Regions from separate parts of the Homo sapiens genome. Here region 2 is linked to region 1. Evidence: chromatin loops called from intact Hi-C (ENCODE). Cell type or tissue: A673. All regions are shown on one strand. Links, peaks and the distances in the headings refer to the core of each region. The heading gives the core; the rest is flanking DNA.

Region 1 (12,092 bases), core at 1,553-9,552:
TGCTCTTCAAGGCAGCACAAGCATAATGTCCAAATAGGCTTACAAAGGCTTTCCCTAGATTGTGGGTGATTGATCTGTGGCAGGCTATTAAGGGAAGTTCAGGATGGCCAGGCTATTTTGAGGCTGATATCTTGGAGAACCCTCTCTCTCTCCTGCAAACCACTCCCTTGGCATCACTCTCAGAGACAAGCTGCTGGCCTGTGCAGCCCACACCCTGACTCAGGGTGGCATTTTTCTCAAGCCCTCTCCTTTTAAGGCCATCAGGGATCTGAGCCCCCATGGGTAGGGAACAGGCCAGGCAGCTGGAGCGTACAAGAGTCACCACTACGAATAGCTTGACTCTGAAGTTTCTAAAAGGGAACCTGGACCACCTGAGCCTCCCCAGAAGACGCCTCAGTCACATTTACCCTGCTGCTGCCATTAGTATCAGGCAGAGCCATCTGTACACGCGGGAACATGAAGGGCACTTTGCAAGACTTCAGCTGGTGGGTTAAATGTGGCTCACAGCTGTCGCTGAGGCACACTCCCCAAAATAGTCTCAACACAGCAGTAGGAAAGATGACACAGAGGTGACTGAGACTAATAGCAATACAGTATTACTATTATCCCTTGAATAAAGTATGTAAATCAAGGTGTTAACCATCAGGAGCAGAGAAAAGAGAGTGTTAAGTATAGGGGCTTAGCTGTAAAAAGAATCAGAAGAAAAAGAAAAAAAAACCCTCAGTTAAAGGGCTAGATAGTCTAGAAAATTTGTTAGGTATTTATATTATTAACACAGAGCAGGGTAACACGATAGAATAGAAACCTGTTACAAACAGGCAACAACAACAACAAAATAGACAACAACCCTAGAAGAAAAATGCCTTGAAGGAAAAGCTGGAATACTGTGAGAGACTTACCAGTGGCCTGTCTGCGTGTAACTAACTCCTCATCCCGACTTGGTCACGCAAAGGACAGGTGACCATACCTCCAGGAAGGTGGAAAGGGGCCCTACATGAGTGAGAGGCTCAAGTCCTGCCCAAGTGGAATCTGTGATTCTGTGATCTAAAGAAAGTTTGTGGCTATTTTTAGAAACTAAAGTTTATCTCATATTGACACAAACTCAAAAATCAATGATACTTTGAGATATGTCATATCACAAAAAAGATTTCTCCTCTAGTACATTATCATTTAACCAATACAAACAGGTCTGGGCCAGGTGCTGTGGTTCATGCCTATAAACCCAGCACTTTGAGAGGCTGAGGGGGGTGGATCCCTAGAGCCCAGGAGTTTCAGGCCAGCCTGGGCAACATGGTGAAACTCTGTCTCTACCAAAAGTACAAAAATTAGCCAGGTATAGTGGCACACACCTGTAGTTCCAGCTACTAAGGAGGCTAAGGTGAGAGGACCACTGAGCCCAGGGACGTAGAGACTACGGTGAGACATGATTATACCACTGCACTCCAGCCTGGGCAACAGAGGGAGACCTTCTCTCAAAAAGAAAAGAAAAGAAAAAGAAACAGGTCTAATTTGTTCATCTAAGCAATGATAAGATTTATATGAACATAAGTTGCTTTATTGATGAAAAATTGAACATAATCTAATCAAGCCTCTAAATTTAACTGCCAATTTATAGGAAAAGACAGGACAGAACCTACAGGAATGCAATCATTTATATCTAGAATGTGGAAGATTCTGCATGACAAACGACTTGGATTCTTCAACATGTAAATTTCAAGGAAAGAGAGAGAGAGAGAGATAAAAAGGCTTGTTTCCAGATTTGAATGACATGTTAATAGACATTTATGAGACAATCAAGGAAATTTGAACATGGACTGCATATTGAATGTTGAGGGATTATAGTTAATTTTTAAAGGTACAATTGTGATACTGTGATTATATTTTTAAATGCGATCATTATCTTTTAGGAGCACTAAAATATTTACTAATAAAATTATAGGATTTACTTCAAAATAAACAACGATAATAAGATTACCATGAATAGTGGTGGGTGAAATATACAAGGGGCTTATTTGACATTTCCATAATAAAAAACACGAATGAATAACAAAGCATTATAGAAATTCAAGTAAAAAATAGCTCGTGCTTAGTAATAAATCAAAGCGTGCTGGACACTTTAAATAATAAACAAAGATAAGATCTTGCCCTCTAGAAAACAGCTCTAATTCAGGACAGACTTGCTCACATCAGATGGAAGAGTCAGAATGAGATGTGCTGAGTAGAAGGTAGAACGGTCGCTAGCAGAGGGTGGGAAGGTGGTATGTGTGGGGGAGAGGAGAAAGAGAGGTTGATTAATGGGTACAAACAGACAGTTAGATGGAAGGAGTGAGATCTGTTGTTCGACAGTAGAGTAGGGTGACTACAGTTAACAACAATATTTGCATATTTCAAAATAGCTAGAAGACAGGACTTGGAATGTTCCCAACACATAGAAAGGTGATGAACTCAAGGTGCTGAACACCCCAAATACCCTGACTTGATCATTATGCAATAACAAAATATCACATGTACCCTGTAAATATGTACAAATACTACATATCAATTTAAAAATTTTCACACAAGAATGAGATGTGCTGATGCATGTGGAGGCCCTAGCTCCAGACTGGGTGTAAACTTCAAGCCACTGAAGATCTTATTTCCAAGGTTTTTCTACTTTGAAATTCCAAACTTATTTTTCTAGCAGATTTATAAGGGACACGGGACAACATAAACTTGTTAAAGTGACAAGAGAAAGTAAATATGCCCTTAAATTTATACCAAATCTTCTGACAAGTCTTGACTGATAATTGTTTCCTTCAAATTTGTGAAAAACATGAGAGAAAACGTGTTTGTATCTCATTTTTAAGTGTGGACACTTGGCATTGCTCACGGCTTCCAACGGAATAAAATAGGGCTTAGTTGTTTTCCATTAGCTTTTTCCTTTGTGTGTGTGTGTGTGTGTGTGTGTGTGTGTGTGTGTTGTGTGTACATATTGGCTCTAAGCATTTATTAGCCCAATAATTTTTAGTGAAACTCTCCACTTCTCAATATCTTTTGCCGTATTAGATTTTTGTAACATGTGCTAAAGGTTAAAACACCTTTTCCCCTTCATGAAGCCTGAGAGAAGTCGGTTTTCTGGGTTTTCTCAAGACAACCCAGAGGTTTTGTATACGTCTGTCTAAAAAGTCTCAGATTTTTCTTGCTAATTGTGCACCTTCATAATCAAGCAGACAAATCAGAATATTATTTTGGTGAGGCCATCATCTAAACTAACAGTCTTTATGTACAGAAGCAGCACTGACCGGGTTCATACTCCTCAGTTAGCAAGTCAACATCTTCCTCCTGCCAGCAACCCATCCCAGAATATCTGTGGCTTATTAATACTTATGAAAACAACAGTCTTCATTATTTACTAATTAGGAGATGATCAGATGTATCTATTGATAGCAACAGGCTATTTAAAAGTGAAATAATCTATCAAACAGATTTTTTATCAACTCAAAGTTTCCAGTTAGATATTTTTCATTAAATTGATTGCTAGATTGCAGCCACAATCAAACTTAAGTATTATAAGAAGTTTGGTTGGTCTTTTAAAATCATGCAAAAATTCAAGGGGTGCTATTAAATATAGAATTCCAAATGTATAAAGTCTTGTCCTAAAATGGTCAATAAAATGAACCAGTCCACTGGTTCATTTATAGGGGGCCAGTCCACTACATTAATTTGGATGTTCTTCGTCTGCATTTTCATGTTTTCACACACCTGCAGTCATTGTGTACAATTCTGGACTCTTGATTTTCATTTAGCATTCTGCGTTAATATTCTGACATGTTGCTGCCAGGTCTTCATGGCCACCACTTTTAATGGCCAGAAAATATTTCATGTAGTGAACATTTCATAAATTACTTAACCATGTCCCAATTATTGGTTATTTAAGGAATTTAAAACTAAAACACCACTCTTGTGACAAAGTTCTGATGTATCCAGATGTACTCATGCCAAGTCGTCCATCAATAGTTCTGCTAAACCCTGTCAGAGCCCTTTTCTGAAGGGAACCAGGAAACATCTCACAACAAGAAGCTTAAGGCCTCTACAAAATGACTTCAGGGTTAGGATTTCAATTTCACTCTGAGGCACATACAGGAACCACTAGGTTATTTGGCTTAGAATGGAGGGAAGTGTCATTTTGTTTCTGTTCGGCCTGCAGGAAGCTCCTTCCCAGGCCCTGCATTGCCAATTGAACAATTGAACAATTCTCATTGTTCAATTCCCACCTATGAGTGAGAACATGCATTGTTTGGTTTCCTGTCCTTGCGATAGTTTACTGAGAATGATGGTTTCCAGCTTCATCCATGTCCCTACGAAGGACATGAACTCATCATTTTTTATGGCTGCATAGTATTCCATGGTGTATATGTGCCACATTTTCTTAATCCAGTCTATCACTGATGGACATTTGGGTTGGTTCCAAGTCTTTGCTATTGTGAATAGTACCGCAATAAACATACGTGTGCATGTGTCTTTATAGTGCCTAGAACATAATAGGAGCTCCAGAAATACTGTTGAAAAAATGAATAAATTGAGCACACTAAGTGTCTGAATAAAATACCCTGACCATACCCCTAAATAAACAACATAAATAAGCAAATTTCAATTTCTCGGAAAAGTTATATTTTAGTGTCCAATGCTCTTGTTATGCAGTAATGGCATCTTTGATTATTCATATTCGTTAGAGCTTCCAGAAAGGAGTATTGCAAATCACACGGGCCTCTGACTCTCATGACCAAATCCCCCTGTCACTGTCCTTGTTCTCTGATCCTTCCTCTGGGCCCTCGGAAATGCTGGTCTCCATCAAATTGCTGTAAACAGTTTTCAGAAAAAGTTCTCTTTGGGAAGTTTCAAGAGAAAACCACAAATTTCCTGGAAATGCTTCATGCTTCATGACATTTAAGGCTTTCAGAGCCTTGAACTTCAGGAGCAAGATAGCTGGTAGGTCTTCTGGAGGTCTTGCCTAACCTGAGAAGGTCCCAGAGAATTTGTGCATAGAACCTCCCAGGAAGCAGTAAGACAGGCTGGTGCAGTCCCACAGGATGAGAAAGGTAAGAGCTTACCAATGTCTCCAGTTTTGTAAATGAATGTTCTTAGCATTTTTGGTGAGGAGAAAAAAATATCAAACCCATCACAGACAGATCAGCAGTCTCTTGACCTAGGTCACTCAAGGGGTTCTCAACAATCAATTCTAAAATGCAAGTGAAAAATGTCAATATAAGGCTAGACACAGGGGCTCATGCCTGTAATTCCAACACTTTGGAAGGCCAAGGCAGACCTAGAACTTTGTAAATCTGAGATTTTGCTCCATGACTTTGTGGATACTTTCTACTAATACCACCTACACAAAATCTTCAACCAAGAATCTTAATTGCATTTATCAACTTGTGTCCTTAGATCATAACATTTAGATTCATTTGAAAGAAATTTATTGAAGTAAAAGAAATAAGAAGAACTTGATAGCACAAAACAAAGAAAACCCAGAAAGAGAGAGAGAGAGAGAAGCAGAAAAACTAAACACTGAAACCCAGAGAGAGAGAGAGAAGTAGAAAAACTAAACACTGAGTCTTAATCTGTTCTGCCACTAGTCAGCAGCCTGCACAGAGCACTTTAATGTATTCTCTGTCCATTAGTTTCCTTGTTTATGAAAGTATATAGCTCCAAAAAAATTCTGTGTTCTGATTTTTGTCTCTCCAAACCACAACCAGTCCCCTGCTCCCTTCTCTCCTCCTCCTCCTCCTTCTTCTTCTTTCTCTCTCTCTCCCTGTCTCTCTCTCTCTCTCTCTCTCTCCCCCTTTCCCTCTCCCCCACCCACCCACCTCCCAACCCCTGCATACACCTAGGACACCTCCAGCATAGGTTACTACCAATTTTGCACACCTCCAGCATAGGTTACTACCAATTTTGCTGGGTTTATCTCCTTCTGTCCTTTCCGCTTTGATCTGAGGAATAGCTGAGATTTAGGACAGCAACAAGGTGTACCTCCTTCCAGGTTATAAAACAGGATTAATGATTAGGCTCAAGGCCCCTTCCTAGTCACTCAGTAAAGTCTGTGCACTGGAAAACTGTGGTAGCAGTTTTCTGAGCATTAGAAAACTGTGGTTCTCACAGAGGCTGGATGAGTCAACACTGCCATCTGGCGGCCTCTTGGAGGGTGATGTGGAGCCTGGCTTTCATTGAAGAATGAAGGTCCCTTGATTTCCTGACCCTCAGCCAACTCTCCAGCAGCTTCTCACTGCAGAAGAGGTCAGGCCATTGGTCAGCTTGAGGACAAAGTGGGAGGATCACACTTTCGATCACCTATACTTTCTAACAATCAGCCCTGTGGACATCTGCTCACGCCCCATGCTGTTTTTAAAATATTTTCCCATTATAGAAATATTTTTCAAAGATGATTCACAAGCTCCAGGAGCCATTCAGACAAGGGAGAGCAAATTGGCAGCTAAACTCATTCAAGAGTGGAGCAGATGCACATGAAGCTCTGTCTGGCGGAGGAGGCACAAGACACCGAGCCTGGCTGGGAGGGTGCTCATGACAAGAGTGGGGCCACAGGCCTCTCCTTTCATTGGACATAGTGGCCATACAAAGTGGCTGCCTTGAAATGCACCCACATACACTATCGGTCCTCCCGGTCTAGGGAGAAAACTAGCACAGTATGTCAACAGATAAATCAGCGCAATCCTGTGGGTGAAGCAGTGCACCCATACTCTTCATTCTGCTGAGCGGAACTCAAGGGTGAGACACTTGTATTCCTAACTCCACTTGCCTTCAGGCTCCTCCAACATTCCAAATTGCCCATGGACAGAGCTACTACCCCTCCATAGAAGTGACAACTTGAAATAAAAGATTTGAAGCTCCTTCCCACGTTTAGACCCAGGCCTGCTGCTAGGAACTCCAGAGGAGGGATGGAAAGAAGTTTGCACTGCTCACAGATTTAATGTTTCTCTCACAACCAGAAGTAGGCAGCAGGATGGATTTTCAATCAACACTAACAAACGGATCACTCCTGGGTCCTTTAAACAAGTTCCATGTCTCTTTATAGGTTTTAGGTGCCTCCTATGTGTTCAGACTTCGTATAATGGATATATAAGAAAAGTAAATGGGAGGGGCAATATTTAAGAAATAACAGCAAACAATTGCATTCATATTTAATATAAACTACAAGTATCAAGTTAATAGACGCTCAGAAGAAATTCATAAAATCTAGAAAAGTTGGGAAAATCTCAATAGAGAAAATAAAACTTGATCTGGACTTTAAGAGTATGATTTATAAAGTTCAAGGGGACAGTACACAAAGTCAGACAATGTTAGCTGAATCACTGAAGAATGAGAATATCACACCCACTTAACAAAGCAGCCCAGCTAGTTAAAGAAGTATGTTGAAGAGGTAGGGAGTTGGGTGGGGGAGGCGAGGATGGCGTGGAGGGATCTGAAAACTATCAACCTTAAATAATGAGATTTAGAAAATATGATTAAGTAGAGGGTTAATTCGAGTGCAGAGCTTGAGAATGGCCACCTGGAAACACTGACTCTAAACCAGTAAGGTTAATGTTTCAAAGTGGAGAAGTTAAGGTTTCACTTAGAAATTTTAGCAGGATCACATTTTCCATACAAGACCAGTGCATTCGCCACAGCAATTTGATTGGTTATAGATTGCTGCTCATTCCAAGATTACTTTATTACTCTGTGCGGAGGAGTAGTGATTTGAGGGGTCTTATGTCTGGTGCCTTTTTGTCTTGTTTACAGGGGAAAAGGCAGAAGTTGCGCCTGCATGCCGCATAACTCAGGCTCTGCATAGCCACATGTCTTTCAAGGCTCAGAATAATTTGAAGTTCCAACAGCTTTAAGTTTGAATTAATTTCACAAAGCGGAGAAAGACTTGGACTTCGTGCAGTAATGAAGACCACCGATGGGTACTGAACAGCTCTGGTGGGTTTGCACTCAGAGAAAGGAGCCTAAGATGCAGAAGGTGCAGTGAGGCAGCAGCCATCTGCTCTTGTGCTGCTGAGCAGAGCATGATGGGCTGTCACCGCTCACGCGTGTTCTTTACCTGCTGACTCACCTGGCGGCATGGGCTGCATATGGGGTCCCAGCTCCTTAAGCTCCTGTCAGGCCCTTCTGCAACTTCTCCCAAGCTCTTGGGCCAGGTGCATGTCTAGCCATGAAAAAGGAGGCCAGTACCTGATCACTAAGTGAAAGTTCTAAGGTAGTGGGACTGCCACAGGTGTCCCCCATGGTCCCAGGTCACAATCCAGTCTGTTGACCCTCCTCCTTTTGCACCATCGCCCCTTTGACAGCCTGTGCTATGGGTTTTAGGCTCCTAGCACCAAACAGAAACAGGCTTATATAGATCATCTAATCAGCTCTTCTTATGTGAGGCCGAACTCTGTAATAAATCTTTTTATGTCTCCTAGGGCTTCTCTGATTGAACCTGTCTGATGAGGAGTTAAAGAAGTTCTCAAATTGTGTATGCATAAGAATCACCTGGGATTTCTAGCTCAGAGACTGGGACAATAGGTCTATTGAACCTAGGAGTTCATTTTGAACAAGTGCTCTACGTAATTCTGATACAGGGAATCTTCCAGTTACAGTTTGAAATTCACAAATACAAGGAATGAGAGACCTAGAATCAGAAAGCATGTTAATACACTTTTGGGCCATTAAGTGCTCACCCAGGTAACAGGTACAGAAAGGCAGAAAAAGGAAACCTATCAGGGTAATAATTATGCCTTTTTTTTTTTTTTTTTTTGAGACAGGGTCTTGCTCTATCACCCAGGCTGGAGTGCAGTGGCACAACCACAGCTCACTGCAGCCTTGACCTCCTGGGCTCAAGTGATTCTTCCAGTTCAGCCTCTTGAGTAACTACGACTACAGGCATGTGCCACCATCCCTGGCTCATTTTTTGTAGAGAGGGGGTTTGGCCATGCTGCACAGGCTGGTCTCAAATTCCTGGGCTCATGTGATTTCCCCACCTCAGCCTCCTAAAGTATTAGGATTACAGGCGTAAGCCACTGTGCTTGGCCAAGACATTTTGGTAAGAAATATTATTTTCCTACTAAATTGTCTACATTCCCCTTGGGTAGGCTTGCAAAGTCACTGTGACTACAGCAGGAGCTATTGCTGCATGGGAAATATGGAGACACGAGTGGTACCTGGCAGTCACGGGCTCAGTTTGTTTCTAACCTCCCAAGTCAGCACAGCCCCACTGAGCAGACTGCCGGAAAGTATTTATGCCATCTGTCGGATAATTAAGACAAATCCAAACATCTACGTGCATTCTGTGTGTATAAATGGAGTCATGGCCAACCTCTCAAGCAGTTTTCCATCAATCACTTGTAATATTACCAGATACTTCCAATCCCCTTGCAGGCAGTAATGAAGAGAAAGTCTCTACATCAGCAGCTTCTCACTGGAATCTTCAAGCCTAACTCTTAAGAATGAATCATACTTCTAATGTTTATCAAAGGTTTTCTTTTCACACAAGGAATGTGCCTGAATGATCTATAAAACTACCCAAATAACTAGTAGCCAGGTTAGCTCTAGGAGCCATATGCCAAACACATTCTGGACTAAGTCGTGTTCACTCCAAAACTAAGACCATGTTCAAAGTCTACAGCAATACTGGATTAAAACAATGTTAGCTGAAGGTTGTAAAAAAACATCATGGAACACTAATTATGTGCCATCAATCATTACTCAATTTGTAGAACTTCCCTATACACCTTGGGAGGTGAGAACCTTATAGAAAATCCTAGATACACAACTTTATATAAACAGAAAATTCCAAAATGGGAAATCCTTTAGAATAAGAATATACCTAGTGTATATAAAGAAGAAAAAATGTAGATTTGAAATTGGGATACTCTACAGTTTTTAGTTGGGACATTGGGATAGTTAATTTTAGGTGTCAACTTGACTGGATTAAAGGATATCAAGACAGCAGGTAAAGCATTACTTCTGGGTTTGTCTGTGAGGATGTTTCCGGAGACTGGCCTAGGAGTTTGTGGACTGAGTGCAGATCAGCCTGTGTGAGCAGGCACCATCCAACTGAATGGAGCCCAGATAGAACCAAAAGGCAAAGGCAAATAATTCACTGTCTTTCTCCTCGAGCCAGGGACTTGATTAGCAACCCCTCACACCCAACTCCTTATTTTCAGGACTTCAAGGGTTATACCATCAGCTTCCCTGGTTGTGAGGCCTTCAGACTTGGACTGAGCCATGCTGCCAGTTTCTCTGGCTCCCCAGCTTGCAGACAGCCAGGCATGGGAATTCTCAGTCTCAATAACTGAGTGAGCCAATTTCTTTAATAAACCCTTTCTCATCTCTCTCTATATACAAACATATCCTATTGGTTCTGAGTCTTTGGAGAATCCTCATACAGACACTGTTAAGAGATGAACCAGGTGTTACCACTGTGTCCCCAATGCCTGGGATAGTGAGTGACAGTATTGATGTTTGTGCAATAAATGTTTACAATGTGTATCTACTAGCAGCTTTCGATAATTTGAATTATTTATAAAAGGCAAAATAAACAAAAGTGGTATCTAAGATTAACCACTAACTTAGTAAAATTCCATTTATACCACAGGTTGTTCTGGTACAAAGCATACAATAACTCCCATGTTACATATAATTTGACTTGTTCAATAACAAGAAAATTACTCAAATATTATAATGGAGTTAAAATGTATTTAATAGATCTAAAAAATTTTGGCTCTATCAAAACTTAGGTCTCAATTATAACATTACTAAAGTGCTTGTAAAAATTATCCCAGATTTCTGGCTACAGCTTGTATAAAGGCCTATTTTTTTTTTTTTACAGTTTTATTTTGGTTGAAGATTTTTCTCCAAAATAGCTATTCCAGATGGCTTAACAGTCCCAGAAGTGAAAAATCTTAAGATATTTCATTTATAACCATTAGAGTCTTAATAAAACCCTAGTAAATACTCTCCCTTCTGGATGGTTTAAAGGTCCCTTCAGGCAAGCTGGCTGCGTAAACACCAGAGCCCTCTTCATAAGATAAGTTTGCTCAAAAGGTCAACTTTTACAGAGAAATTCCTACCTCATTAGTGTAAGGGAAAATTAACATGACCTGTTTTCATTACTTAAAATGCAAAAAAAAAAAAAAAAAAAAAAAAAAAATCTCAGAAAAATAGAAAAGGGTGGGAAAAATGAAGAAAATTAAAAGAAATTCTACTTCCTATATCTGTCCTGCTTAGAGAAGACAAGTTATAGCAAAATGAGTACTTCAGGTTTCTCTTTTAATAAACAAAACCATCCAAGGTACAGTTCCAAAGTACAAAATCAACCAGGTCTGAACTGATTGGTGATAAGAGCACACAGATCAGTCCTTCCTTAAGGAAACAGTTTCCTCCCTGATGCCCTCTTTGGTCACTATGCAGATCCGGAGTGCGTCCCCAGTGTACACATCTCTCTCAGCCGCAGAAATGAAGACATCTTTCACCAGCCGCATGGCTCTGTCCAAGGACAGCGGAACATGCTCCACATTCTGCATGTTCTTAAAACCAACCTGGTGGGACATGAAACTTGGGTGAGATGTCATGTGACAGTGAGCACAAAGGAAAGGTTCAAGTTTCTTCCAATACCCTCATGTGTACGAGGATTTGTGATGAAAATACTACACAAAATTAAAATGTCCTTCAGACTGAATAAAGACCCTTCCAGACCTGGATGAATTACACACATCAGAAATCTGACAACGATTCCCTGGCAAAGCTCCCACTCTTGAGAAGCACATGACCCGGAGAGGTGGACGTATGCAAGCAAAGTGATCAGAGAATTGCTATAACTAAGAAGAAAATAAGAGCCAGGAGAGCCCCAACAGATGTCCACTAAGTCTCCTAGAAGAAGACAGGCTTCAGCAGAAAGGACTTTTAAGTAGGTGAGCGCTGAAGGCTACACTGAAGAGCACAGAACATTCCAGACTGAAGATGTGGGACGGAGTTAGGAAAAGCACATCTTTTCTGAGAAAAGCAGAGTTAGGGTCTGGGTGTAGTGGGGTGACAGGAGATGAGGTCAATAAGCAATAAGCAGAGGAGTAGCT
Region 2 (12,092 bases), core at 2,780-10,779, 700 kb before region 1:
GGGCCTGCAGAGGCAATCCACTTTTTCAAAGGGTCTATGGATTCTCTTGGCTTTCCTGGTATGTTCCTGCAGTATTTCTTGGAGCAAAAGTTCACGACACGAGTCTCCACATGCTGCTCTGTTTGTCCCAATGGGAGCTGCCCGTTAGTCCTGCCTCCTATCTGCCATTTTTTTGTTTTAATGACCTGAAGTTTATTCTCTTGACTTTGAAATGCACAGTACCCTCTCATTACTGCATCCCGAGCTGGGCAGCAGATGTCAAGGAAACCCACACTCCTGCCTGAAACTCTGCACCTGGCATGGTCCCCACCCCACCCTAACCACCTCCTGCCCTGCCCTGGGTCCTGTTGTTCCAGCTCCCCCATGCACAGGTGGGACGGTGTTGGTCTCTCTGGACCTGGCTGGTCTTGCTGATTCTCCTGTCCCAACTTCTGATCTCCAGAGGACAATGCTTCACGTTCCTGGGCCCTGATGTCTAGAGGAACCCCATCCAAACACCCTGTGAGCCCACTCCCTGGTGGGGGCAGCCTTCTGTGCTCTGGCGCCTTCCTAAAGCACGGGGAGGTCTGCATTCTGGAATGTTCAAGATCGCGTCAGTCACAGCAATGATACAGACAGCAGATGAGGCTCCCGGGGGGCTGAAAGGGTTCGGGTCAGATGACTGAAGAAACAGACAGGCCTGCATCCATCCTGACAGGGTCCAGCGAGACCCCATGCTGGAAGGAGTGGTTCCATCAGCACCTGCGTCTCTCCAGGGCTGTGCTCGGGAGGCCACCTGCAAACCATCGGGTCCGGACACCCACAGGGTCCTGACACCCACAGGGTCCTGACACCCACAGGGAAGGCTGCATCCCCAGCCAAGAGGGGATGCGTTCTGAGCTGAGTCCTCCCTCCCACGTGAGGGGTGTTTTCTCTGAGATCTTTAGTTTTCTGCACCAGGGATCTGTGTGCTGTATGTGAAACCTGCCTCAGCATAGCCCATCCTCCCAGCACCTCCTACCCCACCTGCTGACCAGGGTCGCCTGCCCCTCCTTGCCCTGAACCAGAATTATTTCTCTGGTTCCTTCCATTGGGGTAGACGATGTCAGAGGGAAGACCTGGGGCTCAAGGGCTGCTGTTCAGATTCTTTTGTTCCATGGGGTGCTCCCTTGACATGGCGTCCCCCACTTCAAGCACTGCAGACAGCTGTGAAAGGGAAGAGAGGAGAGACCAAAAGCCCAGCTTATCTCCCTGCACTCAGAATGTCCCAGGGTCTCTCTTGTGGGTTCAGACAGGAGCCCTGGAGCAGACTCTGGGAGCCCCCATGGGGAAGCCGGGGGCCGACCCTCTCGAGGAGCTGCCTTCATCATCCCTCAGGTTTGGTGATTACCAGATGTAATCAGATGGAGTCACTCTGATAGAGCGGATCCTTGTTTTCAATGCTCGTGGGCAGCCTGTGTCCACCTGTGTCAGATGGAAGGGGCTGAGGGGGTACGAGGGACGGTGTCTGCTCCCCCACCATGGTCCTGACAAGCCACACAGGGGGCTGAGGCGGAAACTGCTGAATTCACGAAACTTTCAAAATCCAGTCTCACTCCCTTGGCTCCAGTTCATGAGAGAAAATATCTACAAACCATCCATCCAACCAGGGACAGTTATCCAGAATTTACAAGAAACTCAAACAACTCAATGGCAAAAAACAAGTAATCAGATTTAAAAATGGGCAAACAATCTGAATAGACATTTCTCAGAAGACATATGAATGGGCAACAGGCCTGAAAAAATGCTCAACACTAATCATCAGGGAAATGCAAATCAAAATCACAATGAGATACCAACACCCGCCCCCCGCCACCACCACCGACCAGGAGGATGGTTGTTATCAAAAAGACAAAGAGTAACAAATGCTGGTGAGGAAGTGGAGAAAAGGGAACTCTTACACACTGTTGGGGGGAATGTAGATTAGTACAGCCTCTATGGAGAACAATGTGGAGATTTTTCAAAAAACTAAAAATAGAGTTACCATATGATCCAGCAATCCCACTGCTGGGATTTATCCAAAAAAAAAAAAAGGAGGAAATCAGTACACTAAGGAGACACTTTATCTCCATGTTTATTGCAGCATGATTCACAATAGCCAAGATATGGAATCAACCCAGGTGTCCATCCACAGACTATTGGATAAAGAAAATGTGGTACAGATAGAAATTAGAATACTACTCAGCCATGAAAAATGTTCAAATCCTGTCATTCATGGCAGCATACATGGAACTGGGGGACATTATGTTAAATGAAATATGCCAAGAACAGAAAGACAAATATTGCATGTTTCATTCATATGTGGAAACTAAAAGAAAGTTGATCTCATAGAAGCAGAGTAAAATGGTGGCTACCAGGCTTGGGAAGGGTTGGGGAGAGTGAGAGGGTGGTTAGCTGATACAAAATCACAGCTAGATAGGAAGAATAATTTTTAGCATCCATAGCACTGCAGGGGTCTACAGTTAACAATACTTTGAAGCAACCAGAAGAAAGGATTTTGAATGTTCTCAACATGAACTCATCAATGCTTGAGGTGGTGGGTATGCTAATTACCCTGATTTCATCACAATACACTCTAAGTGTCAGAACATCACAATTACTGTGTGCCATTTAAATAAAAAGAGCCACAGTGCTGGACACTAGGGGAGGAGTGATGTCCCAGTGTGAGATGGGAATGAAGCATGGAAGTAGGAAAACAGAATGGGCCACTCTAAACAGTGTCGACGCCAGGGCGCTTTCCACACCGGCAAAGAGCTGGGGAAGGGAGGTGGCAATGGGAAGGGCCCCAGACTACACGCCTGGGAGGGGTGGACACCAAGGCTGGCCTGCTCTTCCTGATCACTGCGCTGCAGCCTCCAGTGTCTTTCCTGAGGCGAAGAGAGGGTGGGAGGGGGCTCTCAGATTCAGATGGGGAGGATTTGGAGCAAGCAGCGAGGGACTGCGGGCCCAATACAGACGCAGCTCAGCCCCCGGCCCGCCCACTCCCCATCTGCAGCGTCCCTGCTGGTCCTTAGCAGCCTTCAGTCTCTGCTTACTCTGATTCCTCCTCCTGTCTCTCCCTCCATCCTTCTCTTTATTCTCTCCTCCACTGCCTGCTCTCTTCTTTAGCTTTGGGAGATGTTTTTAAAACTCACCCTGATCCTTATATTGAAGCCCAGGGATTTTTAGTCCTGGCTGCTCATTGGAATCCCCCAGAAAGTTCTATGACCCCCTAAATCCAGACCCCACTTTCAGAAACTGATTTAATTGATCTGATCCCAGCTAAGACCCTGACGCAGGTACTTTTTGTTTTGATTCACCAGTGACCCTAATTTGAAGCCAGTGTTACGAATCACTGATGGAGTGAGACATTTGGGGTCTGTTCTTGGGACCGTGGGTGAGTTTGCTTCAAAAGTGCATTAGCTGTTCCCGCATAGGAGGGTTCTGAAGAAGGCCTCATGGTGTCTCCCTGCCTGGAGCGCCAGAACTCAGCCCGGTTCCCAGCTAAGAAGTAGGAGCTCCATGCACCTCCTTTCCTGCCTGGGCCTCTGTGGGGGATTCTTCTGAGCCCCCTCGTCGCTGGCCTGGATTTGCCTTGGATTCTCCGGGGGCGGGTCTGCCTCCTCCCTGCCTGTGTCTTTGGGCGGTGTGACTTCCAGGGCTGTGTGACCTTCTGGGCCTTGCTCCCAGATGGACGATGTTTCCTCGGACACCTCAGCCTCAAGGAAGGGCTGTGCCTCACCAGTCTCCTGCCATTACCCCGTTCCTCTCTGCTCTCATATTCCACACAAGCCAATCCCACATCTGGGATGCCAGGCGGGGATGTGAGTAGATGGCAGGTACAGCGGGCAGCGGGCCAGCACATCTGGGTTCCAACATGAAAACAACTCCCTTTTAACATAAACTTTTTTTAAAGGCCCCAAACACATCTGCAGTCCAGTTAAGGGTTGCTGGCCACAAGTATGCAGCTTGCCTTACCCCTTCCCTCCCTTAGCCTTATGAGTTCAACCCATTTATCCAGCACCGACTGTAAACCAGGCATGTTGTGGGCTCTGGGGGTAAAGCTGGGACTCAGCAAAGGCTCTGCTCTCCTGGACCCTACAGAGGACAAACAAACAGCAACAGGAACGCACGTCAATGTTGTGCACAGGGAGGGTGCTCACCCTGATGGGGGCGACACAGGGAGGGTGCTCACCCTGATGGGGGCGACACAGGGAGGGTGCTCACCCTGGTGGGGGCGACACAGGGAGGGTGCTCACCCTGGTGGGGGCGACACAGGGAGGGTGCTCACCCTGGTGGGGGCGACACAGGGAGGGTGCTCACCCTGGTGGGGGCGACACAGGGAGGGTGCTCACCCTGGTGGGGGCGACACAGGGAGGGTGCTCACCCTGGTGGGGGCGACACAGGGAGGGTGCTCACCCTGGTGGGGGCGACACAGGGAGGGTGCTCACCCTGGTGGGGGCGACACAGGGAGGGTGCTCACCCTGGTGGGGGCGACACAGGGAGGGTGCTCACCCTGGTGGGGGCGACACAGGGAGGGTGCTCACCCTGGTGGGGGCGACACAGGGAGGGTGCTCACCCTGGTGGGGGCGACACAGGGAGGGTGCTCACCCTGGTGGGGGCGACACAGGGAGGGTGCTCACCCTGATGGGGGTGAGGGTGGGGCTTAGGGGAAGGCACCTCTGAGCTGTCTTTGGGTTGAAATTGAAATTAAAGGAGGGAGGAAATGGGGGAATAAAAAGTGCAAAGGCCCTGGGGCCACCTGAGCGCCCCTTGGAGAATTGTGGCCAGGCCCTAGCCAAGGAGCCCTGAGCCCAGGTGAGGTCTCAGACTTCAGGGTGGCAAGGAGACCTGGGGGCTACCCCTGCAGACCACACATGCCTGGAAAAGCTTTTGGAGTTTATTTCTGGGGCAAAGTGAAGCCAGTGAAGGGCCCGGGTAGAGGAACAAACCCCTGACTGTGTTTTAAAGGCTCACAGCCAAAGACCACAGGGACAGACCAGCCTGGTGGTCCAGGCAGGGCCGAGGTGGCTTGGGCTGGAACAGCTGCGTGGGGGAAAGGATGGCACAGAGGGTACTTGGAGGTGGGGGATGAGGAGAACCAAGGGACAGAGGATGACTCCGTGTTCGGGCCTGAAACATTGGGTAGACTGACAGTGAGGCCATTTGCTTGGCAAAACAAGGGGGCAGTGGGGTACGGACAGGAGGGCGTTGGCTGCTTTCAGCTGAGTGTCTTGTCATGTCCCATGCAGGTGCAGGAAGCACAGGGGAGGGGCCAGGGCCAAGCAAGGGCTGGTGAGTGAGCCTCAGCTGCAGGGCTGGACAGAGTCATCTGGGGGAGAGGTGGGGCAGGAGGATGCCTGGAAGCCAAGAGGAGACACTGTTCCAGAGGTGAATGCTCCATCACCACTGAGGCCAGCAGAGAAGTGAGCATGGGGGTCCTGGCCTGCTGGCTTGGACTTCCTAACTGTGGGGTACTGCCCACAGGGCCAGAGGGAAACACTTAGGGGCCCTAACCACACACAAGACCTTACAATTCTCTCCCACATGTAACTCAAATATGTATATCTGTATTTTGCAACAAGACAAATTTTAAACTATGGTTTAAAAAAAATCCCCCTGAATTTGCTGATTGCAAACTTCTTGGCAAATCTGTCCAGGCTGAACTTTTCTCCATCTTCCTCTGCTGCTGCTGTTTTGCCTGCTTTTCAAGTGCTTAGGACACTTACTTGGCCATTAGTCAGATTAGACTGGCTGCTTCTAAATTAGTCCCTTGGCCAGGATCACCTCTCTCTATAATAGAGAAATTGTTTCAGGTGCCTTCGATGGCATCCTCAGCCCAGAGCATTAAGTCCTGGTGGCATCACAGGCCTTGGCCACCCACCTAGGTCACAGCTCCCTTGACTGATCCTTCTCCACCCCCTAGGCACCTGGACTCAGGCCCCCAGAGGGCCACTCACCATCACCTGGCTATGCCTGGCATTTTCCACATCCCTGCTCCAGTGTCTGGGTGTCTGGGCAGACTTCCTGGTTCACAGATGGAGCCTTCTGGCTGTGCCCCCACGGGGCGGAAGGAACAAGGCAGCTCCCTGGGGCCTCTTTTGTAGGGGCACTAATCCCACCATGAGGCTCCACCCTCCGAACCTCATCACCTCCCAAAGGCCCCACCTCCTAACACTGTCACCTTGTGGGTGAGGTTTCAGCCTAGGAATTTGGGACGCTTGCGCATTCTGCCTGGAGCATTAACCACGTATCTTCCCTGTGTTTGCCAAGGATGTGTCCGGAGACTTTAGTCAGTCCTAAAATTCTCCCTCCCGCTAGTGAGTGACCTGAGCAGTGCATCCTGCAGCAGCCCAGCCCTCAGGTGTTCATCCTCCAGCAGCGCAGCCCTGCCCACCCTCGGGAGGAGGAGGGGCCCGGCGCTGACACCTGCGGCCTTCTCAGTGCCACAGCCGGGCTCTGCATCCCTGCAATGCTCCACAGCTGCAAGGCTGCTCACTCACTTTGCACAGTGGCTCCCAAACCCCATTTGCAATTTTCCCTCCGAGACCCTCACAGCAGCTGGGGCCTCCTCTTCAGGCCATGTGTCCCTTCTTCAAGAGTCAAAATGAGAACAAGTCCGTCTCTTCCTTTTCTTCCTCCAAGCTTGGGGAGGCAGCAGCTTCCTCTCTGGCCCCCAGTTAAGGACCTTCTACCTACGGATTCCCTACATCAAGTCCCTCATGGGAATTATCTGTTCTGGTAGCTTCCGTGGCTTCTTTCTCTTCCCAGACCCTGACAGATGACCACGCGTGGCTTGCTGAAGCCATAGCTGTATGAGGACACTGGCAGAAACGGCTGCTGTTCTTCTTGCTTCCCAAAGGGCAGAGATACCTCGAGTCACAGAAGGATGAGGAAGCGTCTTCTCACACCCCTGACTTCATCTGCTGGGAGCTGGTGGCTGAGGGCGGCTGGTTTGCTCTAACCCTTCAACACCGATGAGTGGAAAGGGCCAAGGAAGCAACCCCCGCAAACTGCCTGGTTGCCAAGAGGTCTCCCAGGTAGGGGACAGACTCGGGTCCTGCCGGCAGCTGCGCAGGGAGGGTCTCCATGACGCAATATCTCCACACCACGGCAGGGGGCGCTGTTCACGTGCGCGAGAACGCTCCTTAGTGACCAGAGCCTTTGCTCCAGGGACAGGAGCTGCCTCAGAGCACAATTTGCTGCTTTGAAAAGGGATTTAGAACAGGAATTCCCTCAGACTTGGTAACAGTAGATGCCGTGTGAGCGGAAGAGCATCTTCAGGGAAAACGTGTGAGAAATGGGGGAGAGGAAACCTGACTCCAAATAAACCAAGAACACGGCAGAAATTAAGGAGCTCGCAAAAGCTGTGAGAGGGCAGCGAGTTGCCAGTTCATATAAATGAAGAGATCAGCAGAGTCCACCGCCGACTGGTTGCGAAGAAGTCTAAAAACAGACCCAAGGATTCGGAAATTCGGGGCCGTCGTAGAGCCACTCATTTCAGTAGAACAGTAAGTGCAGAAACCAGATTTATACACACAGGTATATACATGGATACACACATCTATACACACACTAGTTTTCTATTTGTGTTTTAAAATTTAACTTTTTATTTTGATGTTTAAAGAGTACATACAAATGTAGAAAGGACTGTGTAATGAACTCCCATGTACCAAGTACCACCTGATTAATAATTAAGTGGCTTATGACTAATAATTATTGACTCACGACTCAACTTGTTTAATCAGTTTCTGCCTGTCCCCACTCTCTATCTCTCTTTCTCTTTGGATTGGAGTATTTTCTGGCCATCCCAAAAGATATAATTTTATGTAACTACTGTGTCTCTAATGGATAAGGGCTTTTTAAGAGCAGCAGAGGGAGAGAATTGGGACAGAACCCAGAGCCACAGGGAGAGCTGTGTCCTTGAGCAGCACAGATCCGAGGCAGCGCCTCTGGTTGCCCAGCTAGTTTAGAAGCATGATCAAACATGTGACATGAGAAGCAATATTTACCCTTCTAAAATGTGGCTTCAAGGATAGATTGGTTTAAGCCAAGCCTCCTTTACTTTTCCAAATAAGAACAGACACACACTGATAGGAAATGAAACAGGAAATGGCCCCCCTGGCTAATGTGTGGGTAGGGTGAGATGATTCCTTTAACTTGCTCAGCATGAGTGCCTTCTCAGGATGTGACAGGAGTTCATGTCGGGATTTAAGAACATGGACTTCTTGGATCTGTTGGTTGTATGTTCTTGGGAAAGTTACTTATGCCTCAATTTCACCTGCAAATTGGGGTTAATAATGTTTAAGGTCACAAGGTTGTTCCAAGGATAACACGAGAGGGTGCATGTAAAGAGGTGGGTGTAGCACCTGCCGTGTAAGAACTGCTCAGCCTACATTAGCTGTAATGACGATTGGTGAAGACACCCGCTTGTTAACTGTTGTGTTCTGTGAGCCCCCCAGAAGCACCTTGTCCGTAATTATCACACAGAAGGCCTTTTCCTCCACTTTCACCGTACACAGAAATAATATGTAAGGCCCAGACTTAAAATGTAGGCTGTCATTTTTTTCCTACTCGAAAATAATAGAGAGAAACATTTCTTTTTTTCTTTTTATTTCTAGTGCACCTATATATGTGTAAGAATGGTTTATTACTCTCGATCTTCTAAGTTAATTTTGGGGGAAAATAGTAACTCCTTCAAGACTCTAGAGTTTCCTTTAGCCAATTAGACATTGTGATGACTCATCTGAGAGAGTATGAGTAGGCTGCTTATGAAATTTATTCTGCCACCCAAAGATGATAAACTTAAAGAAGTCCCTCACCCAGACACAGCATAATAAAACAGCTGAAAACCAAACACGAAGAAATCTTAAAGTCAGCCAGAGGAATCAGCACGTGACGCACAGGGAGCAAAAATCCAAAGGAGCGTGGATTCACCTTCAGGAGGAGCCCTGGAGTCCTCAAAGTGGCACAGCAGGCCCAGAGCATGGAGGAAAAGAGCTACGCACCTTGAACCTTATATCCAGCAAAAGTGTCTTTCAGCAATGAATGTGAAATACAGACAGTCTCAGATGAAGACAAACTAAGAATTTATTTCCAATTTACCTGTGATAAAAGAAGCGCCACAGAAACTTCAAGCAGAGAGAAACAGTAAGGATAATCTGGAACTTCAGGAATGAAGGGAAAGTGACAGAAATGATAAATGTCTGGGTGAATAAAATAGGCCTTTTTCTCGGTGTGTATGAGGAATGAAGGCAGCATCCATAACACTGGTCTTTTCAGCTAACGCAGAGGTCCACACAGAGGGGAGGGCACGGGGCCAGCGGAGGGCATGGAGGCCGCTGTGGAAGTGGCTTCTGTAGTCCACATGAAACAGCAAAATGTTATCCTCAGTAGACTGTGAAAAGTTAATTGTGTAAATTGTAATTCGTACGTGAACCACACACCCACACAGCTGTGCAAAGAGATATAAACCAGACCCCAATAGACCCTTAACATGGAATATTAAAACTATTCTAAGAATCCAAATGGAGATATAAAAGGGGAAATTGATTAAAAAAATGTAAGACACAATCAGAAAACAAATCATGAAATGACATACTTAAATCCAAACACCCCAGTAACTAAATTAAATATAAGTAGCTTAAGCATATCAATCAAAAACCAGATGATCAGATTGGATATTTTAAAAAGACCAAACTGTGCTGTCTCCAGGAAGCCTACTTTAAATATAATGATGTAGGGGGATGAAAAGATGCACCACATAAACATTAATGATAATAAAAAAGCTTCGGTGGCTGCAGAGACGAGATAGACATCAGAGCCAGGAAGATTGTGGTTGATGAGGAAGGGCACTGCATGATGGTGAGAGGTCAGGTCCACAAGCAGACGTTGCCGTCCTGAGTATGCACGTGACAGAAGAACTTCAAAATATACGAAACATAAACTGGTGGGACCGAGAGGAGAAATGATGGATTAATAACTGTAGTTGGTAGTTGGAGTCTTCAACACTCCTTTATCAGTCATGGTTAGAATAGAACAGAAAATCTTCTAGAAGGAGGATAAAGAACTGAACAGCATCACCAACCACCTGGACTCACTTGACATGTGCAGAACACGCTGCCGAGCAATAGCAGCACACACGTTCTCAGGGGCACGTGAAATGTTCACTAGGGTAAATCATGCCATGGGTCATTGAAAGCTCTAACAATTTTATAAGATCTGAAATCATGCAAAGCATGCTTTTGACCACAATAAAGCTAAGCTAGAAATTAATAACAAAAAGATATTGGGGAAACTTCCAGCTACTTGAAGGCTAAATGACACACTTAGATAATGCATAGGTCAATTTTACATTTCAAAGAAATTAGAAAAAAATTTGAACTGTATGAAAATTGGAAACAGAAAAACAAGAAAGAAAATCAATGAATTCAAAACAGTTCTTAAAAATATCAACAAACTGGTAAATGACAGAGAGAAAAGAGAGAAAACAAATGATCAATATTAAGACTGAAAGAGATGATAGCATTATAGACACAACCGACATAAAAATGACAGTAATGGACCACTATGAACAACTCTACGCACCTAAATTTGAGAAGTTAAATGAAACGGCCAAGTTCCTTAAAAGCCACACACTATTAAAACACACTTAACAAGAAATAGATAAACTAAATAGTTCTGTATCAAAGAAATTGATTTTTTAGTTAAAAATCTTCCAAAAATAAAACTCCAGGTCCAGATGATCTCACTGGAAAATTCTACTAAACATTCAAAGAAGAAATATCAGAAACTGTATACAGTCTTTCAGAAAATAGAAGAGGAAGGAGCACTAACTTATTTTATGAAACCAGTATTATCTTGATGCCCAAACCAGGGAAAGAAGAGAAACTATGGACCAGCAGCCCTCATCATCATCAATTCTCAACAGAATATCAGCCAATCAAATCGAACACTATATGAAATAAATAATCCATCACAATGAAATGGGCTTATTCCAGGAATGCAAGGCTGGTTCTACTTTTGACAATCAATCAATGCAATTCACTATATTAACAGACTAAAAAAAAAAACTATGTGATTTTGTCCACGGATGAAGAAAAAGCATTTGACAAAATTCAGCATCTAGTCATGACAAAAACTCTCAGCAAACTAGGAAGAGAAGGGAATTTCCTTAACCTGATAAGGCGTATTTATTAAAAAAAAATTCACTATGGCTGATATCAAGATAGTGACAGAGCAAAGGGTTTTCTCCTAAGATTTGGAACAAGGCAAGGGTGTCCATTCTCACCACTCTTATTCACCATCACACTGTAAACCCTAGCCAGCAAATGGAGCAAGAAAAGGAAATTAAAAGGCATGCAGTTGAAACAAAAAAAAAACTGTCCCTGTTCATAGGTGATGTGATTATTTATGTAGAAAATTCCAAGAAATGTACAAAAAAGGCTGCTAGAACTAATAGGTATGTTTAGCAAGGTTGCTGGATAGAATGTCAACATTCAAAATTAATCATATTTCTATATACTGGCAATGAACAGCTGAAAACTTAAACACACAACTACACATACACACATTTGTACACACATACACACCATTTACGATAGGGACAAAAAATGATTAGGTATAAACCCAGCAAAACATAGAGGCTTTATAAGCCAAGAACTACAAAACACTGATGGAAGAAATCAAAGAATATCTAAATAAATTGAGAGACACATTGTGTTCATGAACTGGAAGACAGAACTTAGTTATTTGTCAATATTGTCTACATTGATCTATTGATGTAACACAATTTCAATACAAATTCCAACAGGATTTAAAAAATAGATATAGGCAAGCTCATTCTGCTATTCACATGAAAGGCAAAGAAACTAAAATAGCTAAAATAATTTTGAAAAAGAAAAAAAAAGTTGGAGGACTCACATTGCCTGCCATTAATACTTAACATAAGGCTACATTAGTCAAGACAGTGTTATTGGCGGGGACAGAAACACGTATCAGACGAACAGAATAGAGAACCCAGAAATCTACATACACAAATATTGTCCAGTGGCCTTTGAAAAGGGTGGAAAGGCAATTCGATGGGGAAAGGATAG

What was found. Peaks named below come from ENCODE experiments on the same cell type or tissue, not always from the same donor. Only the 100,000 strongest peaks of a DNase experiment are listed, where the experiment ranks them.
Region 2: it touches region 1 in a loop (4-fold over the local background); 78 of 110 quality-filtered maps call a loop at or near these places.

The regions. Positions count from the first base shown.
Region 1 is chr6:170,523,848-170,535,939 of GRCh38, forward strand. PSMB1 (proteasome 20S subunit beta 1) reads right to left here. Exons shown (of 6, transcript NM_002793.4): 6 at 11,273-11,558. The coding sequence ends at 11,373. Among named protein-coding and RNA genes, the nearest start is that of PSMB1, 23 kb to the right of the region's middle. In A673, for the core only: a CTCF peak has its summit at 6,169 (motif pointing left); a DNase peak (open chromatin) is centred at 6,164.
Region 2 is chr6:169,824,710-169,836,801 of GRCh38, forward strand. No RefSeq gene overlaps it. Among named protein-coding and RNA genes, the nearest start is that of LINC00242, 32 kb to the left of the region's middle. RefSeq lists an enhancer at 2,255-2,930. In A673, for the core only: CTCF peaks have their summits at 7,114 (motif pointing right) and 8,932; DNase peaks (open chromatin) are centred at 7,162, 8,112 and 8,872; H3K4me3 peaks cover 1,380 bases; H3K27ac peaks cover 2,162 bases.